Linked DNA regions of Homo sapiens: all the other regions are linked to region 3. A link is a loop called in an ENCODE intact Hi-C map of the cell type or tissue named here. Cell type or tissue: ascending aorta. All regions are shown on one strand. Each heading gives the region's core, and the rest is flanking DNA. Links, peaks and the distances in the headings are about the cores only.

Region 1 (5,000 bases), core at 1-5,000, 270 kb before region 3:
GAGTCTCGCTCTGTTGCCCAGGCTGGGGAGCAATGGTGCGATCTCGGCTCACTGCAACCTCCACTTCCTGGGTTCAAGCGATTCTCCTGCCTCCGCCTCCCAAGTAGCTGGGATTACAGGCACTCACCACCACGCCCAGCTAATTTTTGTGTTTTTAGTGGAGACGGGGTTTCACCATGTTGGCCAGGCTGGTCTCCAACTCCTGACCTCAGGTAATCCATCCGCCTTGGCCTCCCAAAATGCTGGGATTACAGGCGTGAGACACCGCACCAAGCCAAGTTCTACATTCTTTTATTCCAAATGATTATTTATATTGGAGAAATTTGCATTTATGAAAGAGACTCCAAATGGTGTATGACAGAGCTGCCCTTAATCTTACCCTGTGTGAAAGAAAAAGCCTGTGCTTCCAGCCTTCTTTCTGAATGAGATGGAGTCCTCCTCCTGAACTGCCCAAAGCCAACCATTTCCGAGACACAGCTATGCTCGTGCACTAAAAACATGTGAAGAGAAGTGTGAGATAATCACAGCTACTTAACCAAATAGACTATCCACTGAAAATAAATACTGAGGATTTATGCATCAGGCTCCTTCCCTCACTTTACCCTCTGCCCATATGGACACAATATGACACTTATTCTCTAGTTCTAGAATAGTAAAAAATACTGAAGAAAGAACATTTTGTTTTTAAACTTCTAAATGAATCTCACAAAGGCTGAATAGGCTCCATTGTATGAGTAATTTTCCCTTGGCAAACGCTGGCTGTTAAGACTTCATATTTTGTGTAATTTGGCTAGGTCATTCCAATGCTGACTACAACAATGGAAGACCAAGGAAGTTACCAGAAGATAAAGCAACCAGGTTAAATATTCGTTCATTTAAATCATTTCTAATCTGTACAAACACCACAAAACATCCACAAGTCTTAGGGTAGGTGAGACTCCATCAGAGAATGCAGTGGTCATGCCGTGCCCAATACCCCGTGGTAAAAGTTATTAGTTGATTGACTAAGAGACATTCCCAATCTTCTTCAATTTTGTTGCTTTTCACCATAGAAGTTGGAAAACCTAAATATTCACCTTCCCAGTTCCCTAGTTGCCAAGGGTTGTCATGTAACTCAATTCTAGCTAATAAGACCAAGGCTGCTGAGGCCTTGATGAAAGATGAAAGGCAGAGCCTGTAGAAAGCCTTTGCCCTTTGCCCCCACTTTCTTGAGATGTTAATGAGAACAGTAAGACTGGAGACAGGACACATATTGCAAAAGCAGCTAAAAGCTAACATATGTGCAATGGTAGAACAGGAAAAATGGGAGCCAGTTATATCATTGGGCCACTACACTAAACCCAGAACACTAACCTCCTATGAGATTATAAACATCTTTACCACGTAAGCTCCTATTAATATGTTACACCATACTGTAATTTGCAGCTGAAAAAATGTCTAACTGATATCAAGCCTCAAAATTGTTACTCATATTACTGTCTATCACTTCCTATTTTCCCTTTCCTCAGATGCTAGTATCTCCTTTAGGGCAGTAGCAAAAGTATAAAAATGAAATTACTTTGGTACTGGTTATGAAACTTTGTTTTTTACCACATCATTCCTGAGTTTAATCAAAATAACTCAGAGATTGAAGGAAGTACATAGTTCTTTGAATTCCAAGGACAATCAAAACACATACTTATTGAGGGAAAAAAAAAAATAGCTCAGGGCAGTCTGAGCTATGTGAAGTATGCAGGCCCAGACAGAAATGAATATGAGATATCAGTCATGCACCCACTCTCTGCACCCACGCCTGGGGGCAATTGTTTAAAGTAATTTTGTCACTGACTAGCTGTCTCACCTGTTACCTTCATGTCACTGAAATCTGTGATACAAAGAACAATGTATAGCCAATCAATAGTTTTTGTTATTTTAATATGAGTTTTTGCTAAACAACTCAGAATCTGCCTCTTCTTTTCCTTTAAAAATCCACTTGGGCTGGACAAGGTGGCTCATGCCTATAATCCCAACATTTTGGGAGGTCAGGATGTCGAGACCAGCCTGGGCAACAGAATAAGACTCCAGCCCTAATTTAAACATTTTTATTTTTAAGAAATCCAGGCCAGGCGCAGTGGCTCACGCCTGTAATCCCAACACTTTGGGAGGCCAAGGTGGGCGGATCACGAGGTTAGGAGATCGAGACCATCCTGGCCAATAAAGTGAAACCCCGTCTCTACTAAAAATACAAAAATTAGCTGGGTGTGGCAGTGCGTGCCTGTAATCCCAGCTACTTGGGAGGCTGAGGCAGTAGAATCACTTGAACCCAGGAAGTGGAGGTTGCAGTGAGCCAAGATTGCGCCACTGAACTCCAGCCTGGTGACAGAGCTAGACTCCGTCTCAAAAAAAAAAAAAAAGGCCGGGTGCGGTGGCTCATGCCTGTAATTCCAGCACTTTGGGAGGCCAAGGCAGAAGGACTCACTGAGCCCAGGAGTTTGAGACCAGCTACAGCAACATAATGAAACCCTATCTCTAAAAAATATATAAAAATTAGGCAGGCCATGTGGTGTGGTACATGCCTGTAGTCCCAGCTACTTGAGAGGCTGAGGCAAGAAGACTGCCTGACGCCAGTTCAAGGCTACAGTGCACTGCAGTGTGCTATGACTCAGCTATGATGCCTGTGAATAGCCACTGCACTCCAGCTTGGGCAACATAGTAAGACCGCATCCCCCCTCCCCCGACCAGCCGTCTCAAAAAATAATCCACCCAGCACTTTGGGAGGCCGAGGCGGGCGGATTACTTGAGGCCAGGTGTTCAAGACAAGCCTGGCCAACATGGCAAAACCCCGTCTCCACTAAAAATTCAAAAATTAGCCAGGCATGATGGTACACACCTGTAATCCTAGCCTCTCTGGTGGCTGAGGCATGAGAATCACTTGAACCCGGGAGGCAGAGTTTGCAGAGAGCTGAGATGGTGCCACTGTACTCCATCCTGGGCAACAGAGCAAGACTACATCTCAAAAATAAATAAATAAATAAATAAATAAATAAATAATCCACTTGTAACTGCTGCTAATCAAAGTGTATATTTAAAGCAACTTTTATCTATGTTCCCAGGTTGTAATCCTCAAGCTTGGCCCTAATAAACTGTCTGCTTATATTATTTTCGCCTTTGTCTGTTTTGTTTTCTGGGTTTTTTTATTCCTTTTGAGATAGGGTCTTGCTGTGTCACCCAGGCTGGAATGCAGTGGAGCTATCACAGCTCACTGTAGCCTCAACCTCCCTGGCTCAAGCAATGCTCCCAACTCAGCCTTCTGAGTAGCTGGGACCACAGATACCCACCACCACGTCCAGCTGATTTTTGTATTTTTTGTAAAGATGGGGTTTTGCCATATTTCCCAAGCGGTCTCAAACTCCTGAGCTCAACCAATCCTCCCACTTCTGCCTCCTAAATTGCTGGGATTACAGGCATGAGCCACCAAGCCAGGGCAGCTTCTTCCTCTTAGCTTCTTCCTCTTAGGTCGACATTCTGCCCAGAGCTAACTAACTTTTGCTTTTCTCCCTAAAACGAGGGTTACACCAGACTCCCTGTTTTGGAATGACCTTAGTATAACTACATGTTATTCAAAATGTAAAGGGGTTATTGGGGCTCAGCAACCAATACCCCAAAATAGGGAGCTTTGACATGCTGACAGTTCTTAGAAGCTGCCTCAAAACCAAAGTCCCTTTAACCTTGTCTCGTTTCCACCTCTCCACCAAGCACAGAGTGGGACTCTCTCCAGAGGAATTTCCTTATCTGACCAAGAAAGCTTCTTTCCAAAGTGGGCCAGGCTCAATGGCTCATGCCTGTAATCCCAGCACTTTGGGAGGAGGCAAGAGGATTGTCTGAGGCTAGGAGTTTGGGACGAGCCTGGCCAACATGGTGAAACTCTGTCTCTACGAAAAACACAAAAATTAGCCGGGCGTGGTGGCAGGTGCCTGTAATCCCAGCTACTCTGGAGGCTGAGGCACAAGACTCACTTGAACCCAGGAAGTGGAGGTTGCAGTAAGCCAAGATCGTGCCACTGCACTCCAGCCTAGGCAAGGGAGTGAAACTCTATCTTAAAAAAAAAAAAATAGAAAGAAAGAAAGAAAGAAAAAGAAAGCTTCCTTCCAAAAGAAATGCAATTGTCCTAAACCCTTTCCCTAAGGATCTCATCAAATAACCAGGAAAAATCAACAGACCGGGAGTCATCATCATGCCCAGATAGACTTTTCATTTATTCTTCTGAAGGTAGCTCCAAGAGTTTATCTGGGGGATTTTACCTGCATAAGTCAGATTGTTCCTATGCAGCTCCATCCCTCACCTTCCCATGTCTGCCTCCCACTTGCTAGGTCTATTCATTCTCCATAATGATTTATTGCCACTCAAAACAATCATCTACATTCTCCATATCCCCACTTCCCTATGAAAGAGGGTACACACAGCCAGGCATGGTGGCTCCCTCCTGTTATCCCAGTGCTTTAGGGAAGCCAAAGGCCAAGGCACATGATTGCTTGAGGCCAGGAGTTCGATGTTATCATGAGCTATGGTCTCACCACTGTACTCCAGCCTGGGCAACATAGCAAGACCCCATCTCTACAAAAACTTTAAAAATTAGCCTGGCATGGTATCGAGTATGTTTAGTCCCAGCTGCTCAGGAGGATGAGGCAAGAGAATTACTTGAACCCAGGAGTTTGAGGTTACAGTGAGCTAGGATCTCCCCATTGCACTTAGGCCTGAGCAACAGAGACAACCTGTTTCAAAAGAAGAAAAAAAAAAGAAAGAAAAGAAAATAAGATTTTATATGCCTTTTCTCCTATTAATCTTATTTTTAGTAGCTGATTTTTAGCAAACCTTCAGAAGATGAAGAGACAGTTTTCTCTTGGTCTTTGTGAGATATACTCATTTATACCATTTTATTTTCAATCAAATATATTACTTTCTGAGAGAAGACAGCAAGAACACTAACGGGGAAAAATGAAGCAAGTCAGTATCATGGTTTC
Region 2 (7,783 bases), core at 1-5,000, 130 kb after region 3:
TAGGAGAAGGAGGAAGGGACTAAGCTTGTACACAATGCCTCTCCAACCTTGAGAAACCCCTCCCTACTCCATGGATTCTTGGAACTCAGGGCCTTGTTGAGAGGCCTTTGAGAGGCTTTGGCCTGGATGAGGAGACAATATCTTGGGCAGAAGGACCTGCCAGCCTCACCTCTTCTTCAGCATCTTTTTGAAGTCCATTTTCTCTTGACCTGAGGATAGACAGAGGGACAGGTTCAGACAGGGGGAGTCTGGTCCCTAAGAAGAAAGGCCAAGAGGAAGGGGCCAACTCACCTTCTGTTACCAGCAGAGATACGGTATAGATGGCATCTGCATGGTCATTGCTTGCAATGCACTTATAGTTGTCAGAGTCATCCGAAGTCAGTGGCTCCAGCTGGATCAAAGTCCGGCCATTAGTGGGGGAAGGAAAAGGAACCACAGGGAGACTTTCTGTCAGATAAGGTAGGAGGCCTTTTTTTTTTTTAGGGGACAATAGGAACTGACTGTTGGGTATATGTGTGGAGGATTGAGCAGCCTGTATGATTTGGAGGTACCAGCTAGCAGTCAGTGTGAGTATGCATGTTTGTAGCCTGATTCCATAGCAATAAAACTGTCTGCTTCTCCATCGGACTCTCCCCCTTGGCTGTGAGCTCCCAGAAGGCAGGGCTTCCCCTGCCTTGTAACTCTATCTGCAGTTTCTGGCATCATCTGGCTGAGACTTCATTTAATACAATTTACTCCTCTGTACCAGACACTGGGCTGAGCCCCAGAAGGAACAGTGGTGAGTAAGGCTGACTTGATGCCCGTCTGCATGGTGCTTGCAGAAGCCTGCTAGGCTCTCAGAAGCCAAGGCTCTCAGAAAGTGTCTGCTGAATGAATGAGCTTGTGTAAGAGGTGGCCATCAGGGGGACTGGGGCAGCTCGTGTGTGCTGTGGGGGGCTTAGGGTCCAGTGATGATGGGTCTTTGGGAGCAGACTACTTCTGTCTGTGGGGAAAAAAGGAGGCTCTTTGCCTTTCACAACGGGAAATCGGGTCAGGACCCGAGTGATTATAGGATCATAAGTAATTATAGGCCTAGATCTCCCCGTGATCCATCCCTCCCTTTCCTCGAAGGGCCTGGAGCCAGGGGTTACAGCTGGGTAGGCCCAGCTCTCAGAAAGTGATCCAGAAGCTGGTTAGACCTAAGGATGGTCGGTCCTTGGGGAGGGTTCAGCTGAAGAGCCCGGAGCCCCTGACCCTCACCCCTACTCTACGGCGAGTCCCTCCGGCACCTCGCCACCCACAATGGTCCCGCCCTCCATGGCTACGCCCACCGTCTTGGTCCCGCGTTCCTTTTGGCTCACTCGCCTTGTGGACACGCCCCTTCGCTTCCATTGCGTCCCGCCCCGCCACGTTCTGGCTCTGCCCCTGCTCTGCTCTGCCCCGGGGGTACTTTGGGTCCTCTGCTCATTCCGGCAATATCCCGGTTCCTGACTCGGCCTCTCTTATCCTGCCGCGCCTCTCGGGCAATGACAGCTGCTTTTCCCACTGCCCGGCTCTCGGGCCGCCGTTAAGGCTCTCATCGGTGAGAAGACTGGCGGCCCGCCCTGGGGGTCCCTGCCTCTGGCCTTCTCGGTAACTGGACTTGGGCTTGGCCCCCGCACCTTCAGCACGTGTTCCTTGTTAATGCTGTCGTAGAATATCTTGGCGGACTCCTTGATGGGGATGCCGCTCTCCCTCTTCCAGGAGATGTGGGGTTTGGCGTTCCCCTGCACCCGGGCTCGGAACACGGCTTTGTCCCCTGCGATGAGCACAGGACGCGTTTTCGCCTCTTAGCCACCAGGCTAGAGCCTCTGCCACCCTCTGCCGGCTCTCTGCCTCCTCCCAGACACCTGGGCCTGGCCCCGGGCAGGGGAGGAACCCTCGGCCAGGCTCTGCCAGGGTTTAGCATTGGAGGTCGTTGGGGTAGGACGGAGGGTGGGGGCACTCGATTAGAAAGCGAAGCACTGGAGCCCGGTGAGCCACAGGCAGCAACACACCCTCGGGCGCGGTGACCGGTTGAGGCTTCTCCACGAACTCAGGGACGCTGTCGCCCGCAGGGATGTTTGAGCTCCGGGTCACTAAGCTGAAGAACTCCACTATGCTCGAGGACTTCCTCCTCACGACCTCCTCTGTGGGGGCAGGCGAGAGGTCAGAATGGGCTCCAGGTAGAAGCCCAGCTCGCGATGGGAGGACAGAGCTTTCTTGAGAGGACGGTGGAGCATGGGAACAAAGAGCATTTAGGGAAGTGGGAGCAGGACCAGCTACATGGGGAGAAAGCAGGGTGAGTCGATGGGCCATTGTGTTATGGCAAGTTTCAACCACTAGGGGAGGCGAACTCCTTTCCCACACCTCAGTGGTCCATTACCTTTATGGGGCCACAGCCCTGAGTCCTAATTTTTTTTTTTAAAGGAGGCTTCTCTTTTGGAATTTTCTTGGTCTCTTAGGCTTCTCTCCTGGAAGTCCTGGTCCCCCAGTAGCATTAAGAGGGGCTAGGCCTGCTTCTGCCTGGGAGGTCTGCAGCTTGGCTGAGCTCTGCTCTAGATTTTCTCCCTGCCATTCTGTGGGTTCAGCATTCATTGCCTTGGGAGTAGTGATTCTTGAGTGAGGGACAGGACACGACACAGTCCCACTCCAGTGGAGCTATATATGGGAATATCCTTATCTGAAAGCACATCTTCAATGTGGAAATATAATTTTATATTTGGAAAACAAAAAAAACTGTTTTTGCAGTATAAAACTACAGACAATCTTCTTGGCTGGTGAGTTATCAATTCACAACAATTGCTCTGAATCATGGAACACTTTCCTTGAGTCAGGAACTGTGCTAGGCACATATCAGAGATGATTTTATTCCATCTTCACAGCATCCCACTGAAGTAGGTGCCTTTATTATCCCACTAATCTGACAGAGGGGGAAAAGTGTGTTAAGAAGCTCTCATGGCCTGCTTTTAAATACTAACAAGAGGTCTCAAACAGGCAGAGTGCAGTGGACACCTGGCCTGCAGATGTCTTTTATGTGACCTCCACAATGTTTAAACAAAAAAGTAGCCCTACATCTGAAAGAGAAAGATTTCACATAAAAATTCAGATTTCTGGATTCTCAACACTGAACCTGTATTCCCATATGGCAACAGTCAGTGGGAGGTGAATAGTGGCTGCCCCTTTAGATGGGATATACAGTCTCTAGTTTACCCCAGTCTTTTCCCCACATTTATGTTCCCTGCCTGGGCCCTGTTGGTCAGTGGTCTACAGCTTTGGCTGCACATATATAATCCATGGAGAACTTTATAAGAAATACCTGATTGAATGGTCTGGGGTGAGACTCAGGTACTGCCATATTTTTGCCCTCCTCACACCCCCTGCACTAAGGTGACTCTGATGTGCGGCCACAGCAGAGAATCACTGCTGTAAATCACTTGAGTTTGGAACTTCTGGTCTAGACCATAGGCCTTGAGTCCCAGCTGTTCCACTTGCTCTGCCTCACTGGCCAGGAGGTGTTGGTTGGTATAGAGTGTTTATCTGGCCTTGACCTCTGTGCACGGAGGACTTTGAGGGACTCTATCCCTTTGAGGCTTTGAGGGAGGGGCAATGACTGTGAGAAGGGGTATCCAATGTCTTGGCCCCCGGCCATCTTTTAATCTCTTTCCACTAGAGACGTGACTAAAACACTCTGTTCAGCTCTGAGACCATTTCTCAGCTTTCCCTTGGATCTGCCCTCTTCCAAGTCTGGCCCCAGAGGGCTAAAAGCCTGGAAGGTAAGGTCACCTTCTTGTTTATGTGTTCACCTTCTTTCTCCACTGGTAGCCCCAAGTCTCCTATTTCTTAAGTGGAGCAGGGTCAGCATTACTGATATGTAGATAAGGTGGCTACCTTCCTAATTTCCCCTATGCCTGAAATTCTACCTTTGGAGATAGAATCTGTTCACCTATGGCTCTGATCTCCTTCAGCAATTAAGAGTTTATCAATCATTCACACACATCCACATGATTGATCTTTTCTAAGCTGTTTTCCTGGAGATCTGATCTGTGTTGAACATCCAGCTGGCTGAAGCTTTAACAAAGCCAAGATTAGAAGCACACGTTGGGTGGGGGTTGCTGTTGGTATTGTGGGCTCCAGAGGGGCCCATTAGTGGCAAAACTGGGGCCACCCAAGGGATGGGTGTGGAGGAAGAATAGCTGCCCTTCCCGATCCCTTCCCTGCCCCCATTCCACTTGCCTCCCACGATCTTGGTTGTCTGGGAGAAGGTCTGCACGTGGGTGGTGGAGCTGGAGAACTCCATGGACACGTGCTCCTGCAGCATCTGCCGGCTGTGAATGGTTGTCATGGTGACAGCAGGCGTGGGCACTCACCTGTGAGACTGGGGAAGAGGATGAGGCCATGAAGGACAAGACAGGGAGTAGGAGGGAGATTCAGAGATGTTATGTGTGTGTTCAGACATAAGAGGAGATGGAAGCACACAGGAGAGGGCCAGGAGAGCAGTCGAGCTCTCTTTTCTTCATTTCCTAGCTTCCTTTTCCTGGTTAGTTACCAGACCCAATAGGCCTGTCCTCTCACTGAGTAACTCCAAACTATTCCAGGGTCTCAGAGGGAGAGGTTATAGGGCTTAGACTTACCCAGCCAACCAAGTAAGGCCTGGAGGGAGTTGAGGATACCTATTGATAGCTACATGGCACTAAGGAGGCAGTGCTGGATGTTTCATCAGGAGGGAATGCAGTCAGACCTAAGAAAGAACTTCCTGACTAAGCCATACTGGAGTGGGCTTTAGAAGGAAGCTGTGTCTCTTATTCCTGGGCCCTGGGGACCCCGGCACTGGTGGAATGCTAAAACAGATGACAAAACATCACTACAATTCTGCTTGTGTTTGCGACATGGTAAAGGCAAAGGTTTAGTTTTTCTTACATTTTTCTTTGAACTGGTAATTCAATCACATAGTTAAAGAATAAAACAATATAAAAATCCATATGGACAGGCTCCCTCCCACTCCTGCGTCTATCTTACAACCTTCCCCATTGCAACAGGTAGCCAGTCTCTAGGCTCCTTCTAGACCTCCATCATGCAAATAGGAAAACTCATGTGTTCTTATCATCTTCCTTTTTTTTTTTTAATTAAAAAAGCACATAAGGTAGCCCATTATACACACTATTCTGACCCTTTCTTTTTTCATTTAATGTGTCTTGGAGATTTTTTCCATACCAGATGATAGCGTTTCCTCATTCCTGTTCAGAGCACCATGTTTTCTCAATGTTTTATTTAACCAGCATTGCGGTTTTTTTTGGGTGATCTCGGCTCATTGCAACCTCCTCCTCTCGAATTCAAGCCATTCTCCTGCCTCAGCCTCCCCAGCAGCTGGGTTTACAGGCACGTGCCACCATGCCCAGCTAATTTTTGTGTTTTCAGTAGAGACAGGGTTTCATCTTGTTGGCCAGGCTGGTCTCAAACTCCTAGCCTCGATTGATCCGCCTGCCTTGGCCTCCCAAAGTGCTGGGATTATAGGTGTGAGCCACTGCATGTGGCCAGCATTGCAGTTTTTTTGTTTTTGTTTTTTTGAGACAGAGTCTTGCTCTGTTGCCCAGGCTGGAGTGCAGTGGCACGATCTTGGCCCACGACAACCTCTGCCTCCCAGGTTCAAGCAATTCTCCTGCCTCAGGCTCCCGAGTAGCTGGGACTACAGGCACCCGCCATCACACCCGGCTAATTTTTTGTATTTTTAGTACAGATGGCGTTTCACTATGTTGGCCAGGCTAGTCTCGAATACCTGACCTCGTGATCCGCCCACCTCAGCCTCCCAAAGTGCTAGGATTACAGGCGTGAGCCACCGCGCCTGGCCCAGCATTGCAGTTTTTAAAGTCCTATTTCGTATATGAGGAAACTGATGTCTGAAAGAAATGACCTGTCCAAGGTCACTCAGACTAGACTCCTAGCTTTTGACTCCAGTCCAGTGGCGTCCCAGAGGGCTCCAAAGCCTTCTTTAACCCAGGTAGTTAGGGGTTAAACTCTATTCCCTCTCTCCACCCCCTAATATATCTCTGCCTGGGCTGCTTCTACCTTTGGGTTCTGAGACTACTCCCCTGTTCCTATTCCTGCCCTCTACCCTATAGTCCCCTCTGGGCTCAGAAGGTGGTCAGCTTTGTCCCCTTCCTGAGGGAGGAGGGGAGCCTTACCTTCAGCACTGACCAGTCCCTCCCAACACTCGAATGCTGTGTCCACGGCTTTGGAGGCTCAGCTAGTGCCTGGACTGTAGGGTGGCCCGTCTCCTTCTTCCTTTGCCCCAACAGTGAGGCTACCAGTGTCATCTGTTCCTTAAATGTCTGGCCCCCTGGGGGCGATTCCTTAGTCAGGCTCTGCAGCTGTCTCAGCTAGATGGCACACTGCTTGGTTGTGGGGGGAGGGGGAGGGCGGTGGAGAAGGGAGGCGGGAAGCAAAGCTGGATCCAGGCTGGGGGAAACACTGAAGGCCAGGCGGGAAGGAGGCTGAGGGTGGCAGTCCAGGGGTACTTTTTTTGTTCCCTTGTGGTACAGGTTTTGGCTCTCACTGCTGCTGGGTAGGACCTCTCTGAGCTGAGGGGCTCAGGGTAGTGTGTGTGCACAGGCACACACTCAGGTACAGGTGCATGCATAGTCCAGCAGGGCTCAGGGAGCAAAGCAACAGGTCTGTATTTTCCAGGGACTGGGACACGGTGAACTGGGGAGGGCCTCTGGGATCTGCTGCGTTGCTACACAAATCCAGGGGTTCCCATTCATGTTGCACTCCTATGTGTGGTTCATACACAGCCTGAGTATCTTTACAAGGCCACCCTGGGGAAGAACAGGGAAATGTTAGGTCTCCTTCCTCTTCCCACTTCAACAGCCCAATCTCCCTAATCTGGGTAGAAGAGTAGGAGGGCCCATCCTCCGGGGGTTGTGGGGAGGTCTCTGCTTGAGGGTGACTGGAGAGTATGGCCACCTCTTCTCAAGGACTTCCATCTGGGCTGCTTCAGCCACCTGTTGTTTTCTTTTCTTTTCTTTTTTTTGAGATGGAGTCTCTGTCACCCAGACTGGATGCAGTGGCACGATCTTGGCTCACTGCAACCTCTGCCTCCCAGGTTCAAGCGATTCTCCTGCCTCAGCCTCCTGAGTATCTGGGATTACAGGCGTGCACCGCTACGCCCGGCTAATTTTTGTATTTTTAGTAGAGATGGGGTTTCACCATGTTGGTCAGGCTGGTCTCGAACTCCTGACCTCATGATCTGCCACCCCTCGGCCTCCCAATGTGCTGGGATTACAGGCGTGAGCCACCGTGTCCAGCCCACCCTGTTGTTTTCTCATCATCTGTAGCACACCCCGCATGCCTGGACCCTGGATCCCACCCAAGGTTCTGGCACCTTGTAAGGACTTGTTGGTCAGCACCCTTGCCCTGGACCCCTCCTTCTGCCCTGGGGTGACCCCCACCTGCCAGCAGTGGCATCATGGCTACTTTTGCTCCATCCCAGGGGGGCAGGGGACAAGAATAGAGCAGGAGTGTCCAGGATGGCTCAGGATCTCAGCCCACATGCAGATTCCCTGGGCCCCTTGGGAGGAGCTACTCTGAGCCCAGGCCTTACAAGGGAAATTACTGGGCTGCAGCTGCTGTTGGGATCTGTGGAGCTAACATGGGATAAGAGTTTGGCCAACAGGGAGGGGCCTGGGTGTGACCTGAATGTCTCCTTACCCTAGCCTTGGCTTCTCTGGCACATCTGTTGGAAATGGTGACCTGCCAGCCACTGTGCCTTCCCTGGAAGCCTTCCACA
Region 3 (7,905 bases), core at 1-5,000:
TTGGGCCACTGTAACCTCCACCTCCCAGGTTCAAGTGATTCTCCTGCTTCAGCCTCCCGAGTAGATGGGATTACAGGAGCGGGCCACCACGCCTGGCTTATTTTTTTGTATTTTTAGTAGAGATGGGGTTTCACCATGTTGGACAGGCCGATCTCGAACTCCTGGCCGCAGGTGATCTACCCGCCTCGGTCTCCCAAAGTGCTGGAATTACAGACGTGAGCTACCGTGCCTGGCCTTACATTTATTTCTACTTTTTAGAGACACGGTCTCGTTCTGTCTCCCAGGCTGGCAAGCAGTGGCACAATCATAGCTCTCTGCATACTCAAACACCAGGGCTCAAGCTATTCTCCTGCCTCAGCCTCTCAAGTAGCGGGGACTACAGGCATGAGTAACTGTGCCTAGACTAAAATTATTTCTAGATATTAAACAATATTATTTGCAGACTGCAGTGAATGGTCAGGAAACTTCATATATTTGCTGCACTGACTTGTTTCTGATTGGTTTCCTTAATTTATACAGCCAACAAATACTTATTAATAATAAGCTACCCCAGCCTGGCCAATATGACGAAACCTCGTCGCTACTAAAAATACAAAAAAAATTAGCCGGGCTTGGTGGTGGGCGCCTGTAGTCCCAGCTACTCAGGATGCTAAGGCAGGAGAATCGCTTGAACCCAGGAGGCGGAGATGGCAGTGAGCAGAGATCGCGCCACTGCACTTCAACCTGGGTGACAGAGCGAGACTCCGTCTCAAAACAAACAGTAATAATAATAATAAGCTACCTATGTGCCAGACTCTATGCTATGCACTGATGGGGAAAAAAAAATCCTCTACTATTCTACTCTCACCCTTGAAAAAACCATTGTCTCTCTTCTTTTCCTTCATTCCAGTGCCACCAAAAATATGCTCTATGTTTGAATCTTAACTTGAACAATTCTTCCCATCGGACAATCCATCATCCTCTGCACATTAAAACTTGAATGGTTCTTTTAATTTCACATGCTCTGAAGAGGAGACAGAAAGGGTAGCATTATGATACTTCTCTTCCTACAAGATCTGCACCTGTCGCAGTAGATAAATTCATTCAAGTCACTTACATAAACAATTTCAATCTTAGGACTTCAAAACCTCCCACGGGTATGTAAACTGCCCCAACAAAGAAAGAGGCAAGTATAACAAAAATGGCATAAACTATGGTTTCTGCATTAGGAAGTCTTAAGAAGCATTAAGAATTATTTAAGGCCGGGTGCGGTGGTTCATACCTGTAATTCCACCACTTTGGGAGGCTCAGGCGAGTGGATCACTTGAGGTCAAGAGTTCGAGACCAGACTGGCCAACATGGTGAAAACCCATCTCTACTAAAATACAAAAATTAGCCAGGCATGGTGGCACGCGCCTGTAGTCCCAGCTACTTGGGAGGCTGAGGCACGAGAATCGGCTTGAACCCGGGAGGTGGAGGTTGCAGTGAGCCTAGATCGCACCACTGCACTCCAGCCTGGGGGACAGAGCAAGACTCTGTCAAAAAAAAAAACACAAAAAACAAAAAACCACCTTAACTAGGAAACTGGTGAAAACTAGTCTTCTTAACTAGAAAATTGGCGGGGATTCCCTCAGATTGTACACCGGAAACTCAGGCTAGTCAGGTCTCAGAAATATAGGTCAGATTTCTAGGTCGGCCCGCCTACTCCCCAGCCTTCCAACATTAAGATCTCTCCAGGGCCTTCAAGCTCTGTCTTCATCTCTAAATCTACTCAGGTCTTTCATTCACTGCACAGTTACTTAGTACCTATGGTGTTGTCAAACATAGTGGCTAGAGGAAGGGAATACAAAAGCACAATGTCTGCAGTCAAAGGGGCTCACAGCAAGATTACGGTTTGTAAATACATAATTACTCCACAATGTGATAATCGATATCTTTCAAAACAGAAGGGTTGATTCAATCTTACAGGGAGTGACTGAGTTGGGTCTTACAAAGGATGAGCTTTGCAATTCAAGAAAAAAGAAAAAAAAGGCAGACCATTTCAGCAGAGAGAAAGAGAGAAAGGCGTGGTTAGGCGTGTGCTGGGAGCTGTTTGAGGTCAGTGAAGCTGGGGGTATGAGGAGGGCTCGCACCAGGTGGAGGTTGGGAAACCTCAGAGTTGCGGGAGAAATCAGAATCCAGGTCCCCTCAGCCTCCCTGGGGCCGCGCCCCATAGCCGGTTTCAGACCAGCCGCCCCGGCTCCAAGCCCCACTACAAGCCGGGAAACGCAAAACGGAGGCAACCTGGCCAAAGGCAGAGGCACCCCCCGCAAGACCCTGAGGACCCAAACTGGCCCAGCGGACTGCCCGCACCTTGCCAAGCAGCCGTCTCAGGCCCTCGCAGTCGAACTCCATCTCCAGGCCGGTCCCGAGCTAGGTCCCAGGACTCCAGCCCCCGGACCTTCTTCCGGACTTGCTGCAGGACGGAAGCCGCTGAGGACCAAACTTCCCGGCGGTCCAAGGCCCCGCCCCTTCCCAGACTGGAAATTCCACCCGCATTCAACGCCCCGGGCTCAGCCGCGGCTGCGCCCGGAATCCGGGGCCTCTCCTTCGTGACCCCGGAGTGGGCAAGTGACGAGGGCACGGCCAGAAACGCATTGGCGTCAAGGAAACCACGACCCATCTTCCTGGAAGGAAACTTGGGGACACTTATGAAGAGAAGACTAGGAAGGACCGGAGTAGAAGCACTAAAGGAGGTAGAGGCAACACGCGGTGTTCTTGAAGAGTTTCCAGACAGATGTATTAAATTCCACAGTGTATCAGGAAAGAGCAAGACCGAAAATTGCAGTTGAATTTAGGAAGGAGGCGGTAATGGAACTTCAGAAGCAAAATTTCAGGGAGTAGAAAGGAAAAACAAAGTCAGGAGGAGCCTTGCCGGAGAAGCGGAGATAGGACAGCCCCAGCATGAGGGTGGCTTAGCACGGGGAGAGTGGTTGCTTTTTTTATTTTTTTTAGGGGTGCCATAACAATGTTGGTGGTCAAAGAGAGGAGAAATCCAGGTGAACAAATAGTTGGAAAACAAGAGAGGAGGGAGATGGGTGGATAAGGTCATCTGGAGAAGGTGGGTGAAGAAGAGATGCAGGATACAGTAATTTTCTGGCGTTGTTTGATCTCCTTGGCCCATGGCTGACTTACCTGCCCTGTATCCCTGGCCTGAGCCACTGAAGCGAAAAGTCCCAGGAGCTGGATATTGTAATTGTCAAGAGGTTGGACATATAGGAGAGAGATTGTATTTATAGGAAGATCTGAAGGGAGTGCTGCCCTGACTCAGGAGAAGAAGCTGAAAAGCTGGAAGGAACATTCATTCAGAAAGTTTTTGTTGAGCATCTACTACTTGCCAGCTATTTTTCCAGGTCTCAGGATACAGCCGTGAACAAAATACACTCAGATAGCTGATGTCTTAAGGGTGTCATTCCTTTATTAGCAGAGAGAGAGCAAAACAATAAATGTAATAAGTAAATTATTCAGCATGTCAGAAGGTTGATTACGTGTTGTGGAGAATAAATTCTGAAAAGGGTAGGGAGATTGGGGTAGGTCTCACTGAGGGGTGAGGGAGTAAGTGTTACGAATCCGAGTGCAGACAAAGCAGTAGCCTAAGGCATGTGCCCAGGGAGGCTCAACACAGCAAGGAGGCCAGTGTGGCTGGAGTAGAATGAAGTAAGATGGGAGTGGAGACAAGGAGGCTAAGTCAGGGAAATAAGACGGGGGAACAAGTGGTTTAGAGAAGTGAGTCTTCTAGTGTGAGCCCCAGATCTGCAGCCTCAGGTGCTGGGAGTTGTTAGAAATGCAGATGCTAAGACCTCAACCCCAGCTTTATTCAATCACAGGCTCTGGGGTTGGGGACCAGCAATTCTCTTTTAACAATTCTTCCAGATGATTCTGATGGGTGATGAAGTCCAAGAACCACTGTGGGACTTTGTAGACAATTGTAAGGACTCTGGCCTGTCCCTGCCCTCCAGCCAGAGACCATCAGGAACACACCTGTGCTTAAACAAGTTGAGTTCATTATTAATAGTTCTTGCAGTGAGGAAGCAGGTGTTGTGGAGGACCATTGGGACAGCTTGGTGAGGGTGAGAGAACCTATTATAGAATTTGGGCGATTTGCGGGAGGGCTCAAGAAAGCCAGGCTTCACCCTGGATTGGGTGCTGTCAGAAAGCAGGGACATTTCTGTGACTAGGTATCTGAATAAGTATTGTCTATAAGATGGACAGACTAGAGTGAGGATAAAGCTATACCTAGTAAAGAAGCAGCAGTCACTCATAATAGCAGAGAAGGACGTTTGGTATTTCATGGCTTGCACAGTGACCTTGCTCTCTTGTCTCTGCTTAGACACAATTTTGAAATGGCCTTGTTGTTGTGTCCCTTTTTTATAGTCTGACTGACCTTGTCTCATGTTGGTGTTCTGTGAGATTATGTCCCACAGAAGAATAACTGGGCCAAGCTGTGAGCATCAGGCCAGCTTCTAACAACCCTGAAGTCTAGCTGTGTCAGACCAGCTCTCAGATGTCAGGGCCTGCCTCTTCCTTTCTCAGGCTTTTAATCTGGGAGAAAGAGAAAGCCACTGGGAGGTTTCGAACAGAACAGTGACATGATCTGACTGAGCTTTAAAAAAATATTAATAACTCTGCAGTGTTGTGAAGAGGCAGTAGTGTCAGGCAAGAGTAGGCCAGAAGACAAGGTAGGAGGAAGATTACAGAGAAAAGCTGATAGAAGGGCTGTTAAGTGCATCTCAGCCAGATCTAACCAACCTTAAAACAGTAGAACTGCCAGGGGCTCCAAATTCTAATAGATCCTGCCAGAAATCCGTGGTATAAGGAAAAGATACCAGTTAGCAGCAAGGCCAGAGCAAGATTCTTCCATCTTTTATGAAAGAGCCTTTTATGAAAGAGGCCTTCCAACCAAACCAATTCTCTTCTGGTCTAGTCACTATGCACACTTTATGCCAGAGAGAGTGTGAGTGAGTGAGTGTGTGTGTGTGTATGTAGCATTTCCTTTGTGGAAGGTATACTGCTAAGAGTTTTATGTGCTTTATCTCCGTTCATCTTCATAAGACCCTATGACCTGGATAGAATTATTACCTCAATTTTACTGATAAGAAAATTGAGGTGTATTGTTATATTACCTATTTTACTTGTTTCTGAGGTTCTGTTGAATAAGAGATGTATTAATGATAGCTTTTGGGGGGAGAAGAAAACTACAAAATTAAACATACATACTGATTTTAACACACCTATTTGAAAAGAATGTAAATGTGAAATAGAGGATATGTATATAATTGTCTCCATTTTACAGATAGGGAAACCAAAGACTAAGGTTAAATTACTGCAGAAGATGATGTCAAAGACTGTCTTCCTAAACTACATGTTATAGTGCCTCTCACTGTGGGTGAAATTGTGATGACACTTTGTGATTAATAATAGTCTAGGAAATCAGCCAGGTGTGGTGGCTCATGCCTGTAATCCCAGCACTTTGGGATGCCCAGGCAGGCGTATCATCTGAGGTCAGGAGTTCGAGACCAGCCTGGCTAACATGGCGAAACCTCATCTCTGCTAAAAATACAAAAATTAGCTGGATGTGGCGGCAGGTGCCTTTCATCCCAGCTCTTTGGGAGGCTGAGGGAGGGAGAATTGCTTGAAGTTGGGAGGCAGAGGTTACAGTGAGCCGAGATCTTGCCACTGTATTCAGCCTGGGCAACAGAGTGAGATTCCATCAAAAAAAAAAAGGTCTACAAAGTCTGAATTATGTGCTTATATTGCTATGCAGTTACAAGAGAAAGGCTGTGTAGTACTGAAATTGGCTTTTTTTTTTAAGCCTCTCCCTTGACTTCCATCCTGACCACCAGGCTACCCTCATCTCCTGAAACTGGTGCTATTAGATCCTATAATCCAGTTAGGCTGAAACATTCACTCTTCCCCAAGTACATTGTCTTCTTCCTTGCCTCATACCTTAGTAGCTGCCAGGAGTGTTTTATTATACTTTTGTACCTGTCTACCTCCATCTCCACTCCTCTTTCTGTCCTCAGATACTGTAAGGCCCTGGCAAATAGGGGTTGAATCTCATTCATCTCTATATTCCCAGTGCCTAGCATAATTATTTATGCATATATTCCTTCTTATATGTAGAAAGCCAGATATAAAGAACCTGCAGTGGAAAGTTTGCAGAATGAATGAACGTATAAGGTGATCAATGCCTTAAGGAGAAGAAGGTATAGTGTACTAGTTCTCAGCCTTATCTGGGCTTCAGACTTTTTTTTAAAACGTCTGTTGAGACCGGGCTCAGTGGCCCACTCCTGTAATCCCAACACTCTGGGGCTAAGACAGGAGGATCACTTCGGCCCAGGAGTTTGAGACCAGTCTGTTTTGTAGACCCAACTCTACAAAAAATTTAAAAATTAGCCGGGCATGGTGGTGCACACCTGTAATCCCAGCTACTTGGGAAACTAGAGCAGGAGGATCTCTTGCGCCCAGGGGGCTGAGGCTGCACTGAGCTGTGTTTGTGCCACTGCATTCCAGCCTGGGTGACAGAGCAAGATCGTGTCTCAAAAAAAAATCTGTTGAAGATATAGACCTGTCCCTGTATACATACTCATGTATACAGTTTGTTTTGTGTCCAGTTTCTGGAATGTTTGTAGATTTACTGAAGTCTGCTAGACCCCAAGTGTCGTTGGTGGGATCATAATTTGCTACAACCTTTGGGCAGAGTAGTCTTGGACCTTTGACCCCATAATGCCACATTGGGAATCTGTCTTACAGAAATAAAAGTACTCAGGATATATGTACAAAGATGTTAATAATGTTAAAAGGGGCAAAAATGTCCCAAACTAAGAAATGGGAAAAGTGTATATGCTGCATCTTTGTAAGTTTTAGAAAAAACACAAAAATGGCTTGTTTAAAATTAGAGCTTGTTTTTTTTTTTTTTTGGTGCTGTACTTCTGATCTCTCTTTATACCCTTTGTTGCTTTCATGATTATTGGCCCTAGCAGACATATTAGGGGACAAAACCTTGTTATTCCAGATATCACACATATATGTATTCTTATCATATACTTCTTTTTTTTTTTTTTTTTTGAGATGGAGTCTTGCTCTGTCGCCCAGGCTAGAGTGCAGTGGCACAATCTTGGCTCACTGCAACGTCTGCCTCCTGGGTTCAAGTGATTCTCCTGTTGTAGCCTCCCGAGAAGCTGAGATTACAGGTGTGCACCACCATACCTGGCTAATTTTTGAATTTTTAGTAGAAACAGGATTTCACCATGTTGGTCAGGCTGGTCTCGAACTCCTGACCTCAGGTGATCCACCCACCTCTGCCTCCCAAAGTGCTAGGATTACAGGAGTGAGCCACCGCACCTGGCCTATCATATACTTCTTAAATGTATAGAACTTAACTGTTGTGTTCATTGACAGCAATTTTGTATCTCAGGTCATTCTTCCTGAAATATCCTTTGTAACAACCTATGTTTTTATGATATTGTGAATTAAAACTGCAATTTTTCTTAAGCTAATTCTTTTTGTAAGGATTTTATTTTATTTTATTTTATTTTATTATTTTTTGAGACAGAGTCTCCTCTGTCGCCCAGGCTGGAGTGCAGTGCTGCAGTCTCTGCTTATTTCAACCTCTGCCTCCCAGGTTCAAGCAATTCTCATGCCTTCACCTCCTGAGTAGCTGGGATTACAGGCACCCGCCACCATGCCCAGCTAATTTTTTGTATATTTAGTAGAGATGGGGTTTCACCATGTTTGCCAGGCTGATCTCGAACTCCTGGCCTCAGGTGATCCACCTGCCTCCTCCTCCCAGAGTGCTGAGATTACAGGCCTAAGCCACTGCACTGGGCCCGTAAGGATTTTATACAGCCTCTGCATTTTCATACTGTGTCTAAACTTGCATACTCT

The links. Peaks named below come from ENCODE experiments on the same cell type or tissue, not always from the same donor. Only the 100,000 strongest peaks of a DNase experiment are listed, where the experiment ranks them.
Region 1: a loop joins it to region 3, with 2.6 times the contacts of the local background. A loop is called at or near these places in 5 of 110 quality-filtered maps.
Region 2: it touches region 3 in a loop (5-fold over the local background); 23 of 110 quality-filtered maps call a loop at or near these places.

Annotation. Positions count from the first base shown.
Region 1 is chr11:18,311,535-18,316,534 of GRCh38, forward strand. HPS5 (HPS5 biogenesis of lysosomal organelles complex 2 subunit 2) reads right to left here. Exons shown (of 23, transcript NM_181507.2): 3 at 380-490. Among named protein-coding and RNA genes, the nearest start is that of HPS5, 8.1 kb to the right of the region's middle. In ascending aorta, for the core only: no CTCF peak of the experiment used is centred there; a DNase peak (open chromatin) is centred at 2,718; H3K4me3 peaks cover 1,693 bases; H3K27ac peaks cover 4,593 bases.
Region 2 is chr11:18,719,895-18,727,677 of GRCh38, forward strand. It overlaps IGSF22 (immunoglobulin superfamily member 22), which reads right to left and starts at 6,294. Exons shown (of 23, transcript NM_173588.4): 1 at 6,180-6,294; 2 at 4,234-4,375; 3 at 2,016-2,147; 4 at 1,641-1,777; 5 at 292-391; 6 at 170-209. The coding sequence starts at 4,342. All of the region lies in intron 2 of IGSF22-AS1 (IGSF22 antisense RNA 1), which reads left to right. RefSeq lists an enhancer at 1,737-1,926. In ascending aorta, for the core only: a CTCF peak has its summit at 2,338; DNase peaks (open chromatin) are centred at 998, 1,357, 1,867 and 2,297; H3K4me3 peaks cover 1,967 bases; H3K27ac peaks cover 1,910 bases.
Region 3 is chr11:18,586,282-18,594,186 of GRCh38, forward strand. UEVLD (UEV and lactate/malate dehyrogenase domains) reads right to left here and starts at 2,453. Exons shown (of 12, transcript NM_001040697.4): 1 at 2,332-2,453. The coding sequence starts at 2,373. It overlaps LOC112268073 (a long non-coding RNA gene), which reads right to left. Exons shown (of 4, transcript XR_002957242.2): 3 at 4,255-4,560; 4 at 3,812-3,999. RefSeq lists enhancers at 1,501-1,610, 2,011-2,160, 2,201-2,260, 2,321-2,615, 2,521-2,570. In ascending aorta, for the core only: no CTCF peak of the experiment used is centred there; a DNase peak (open chromatin) is centred at 2,490; H3K4me3 peaks cover 2,544 bases; H3K27ac peaks cover 1,610 bases.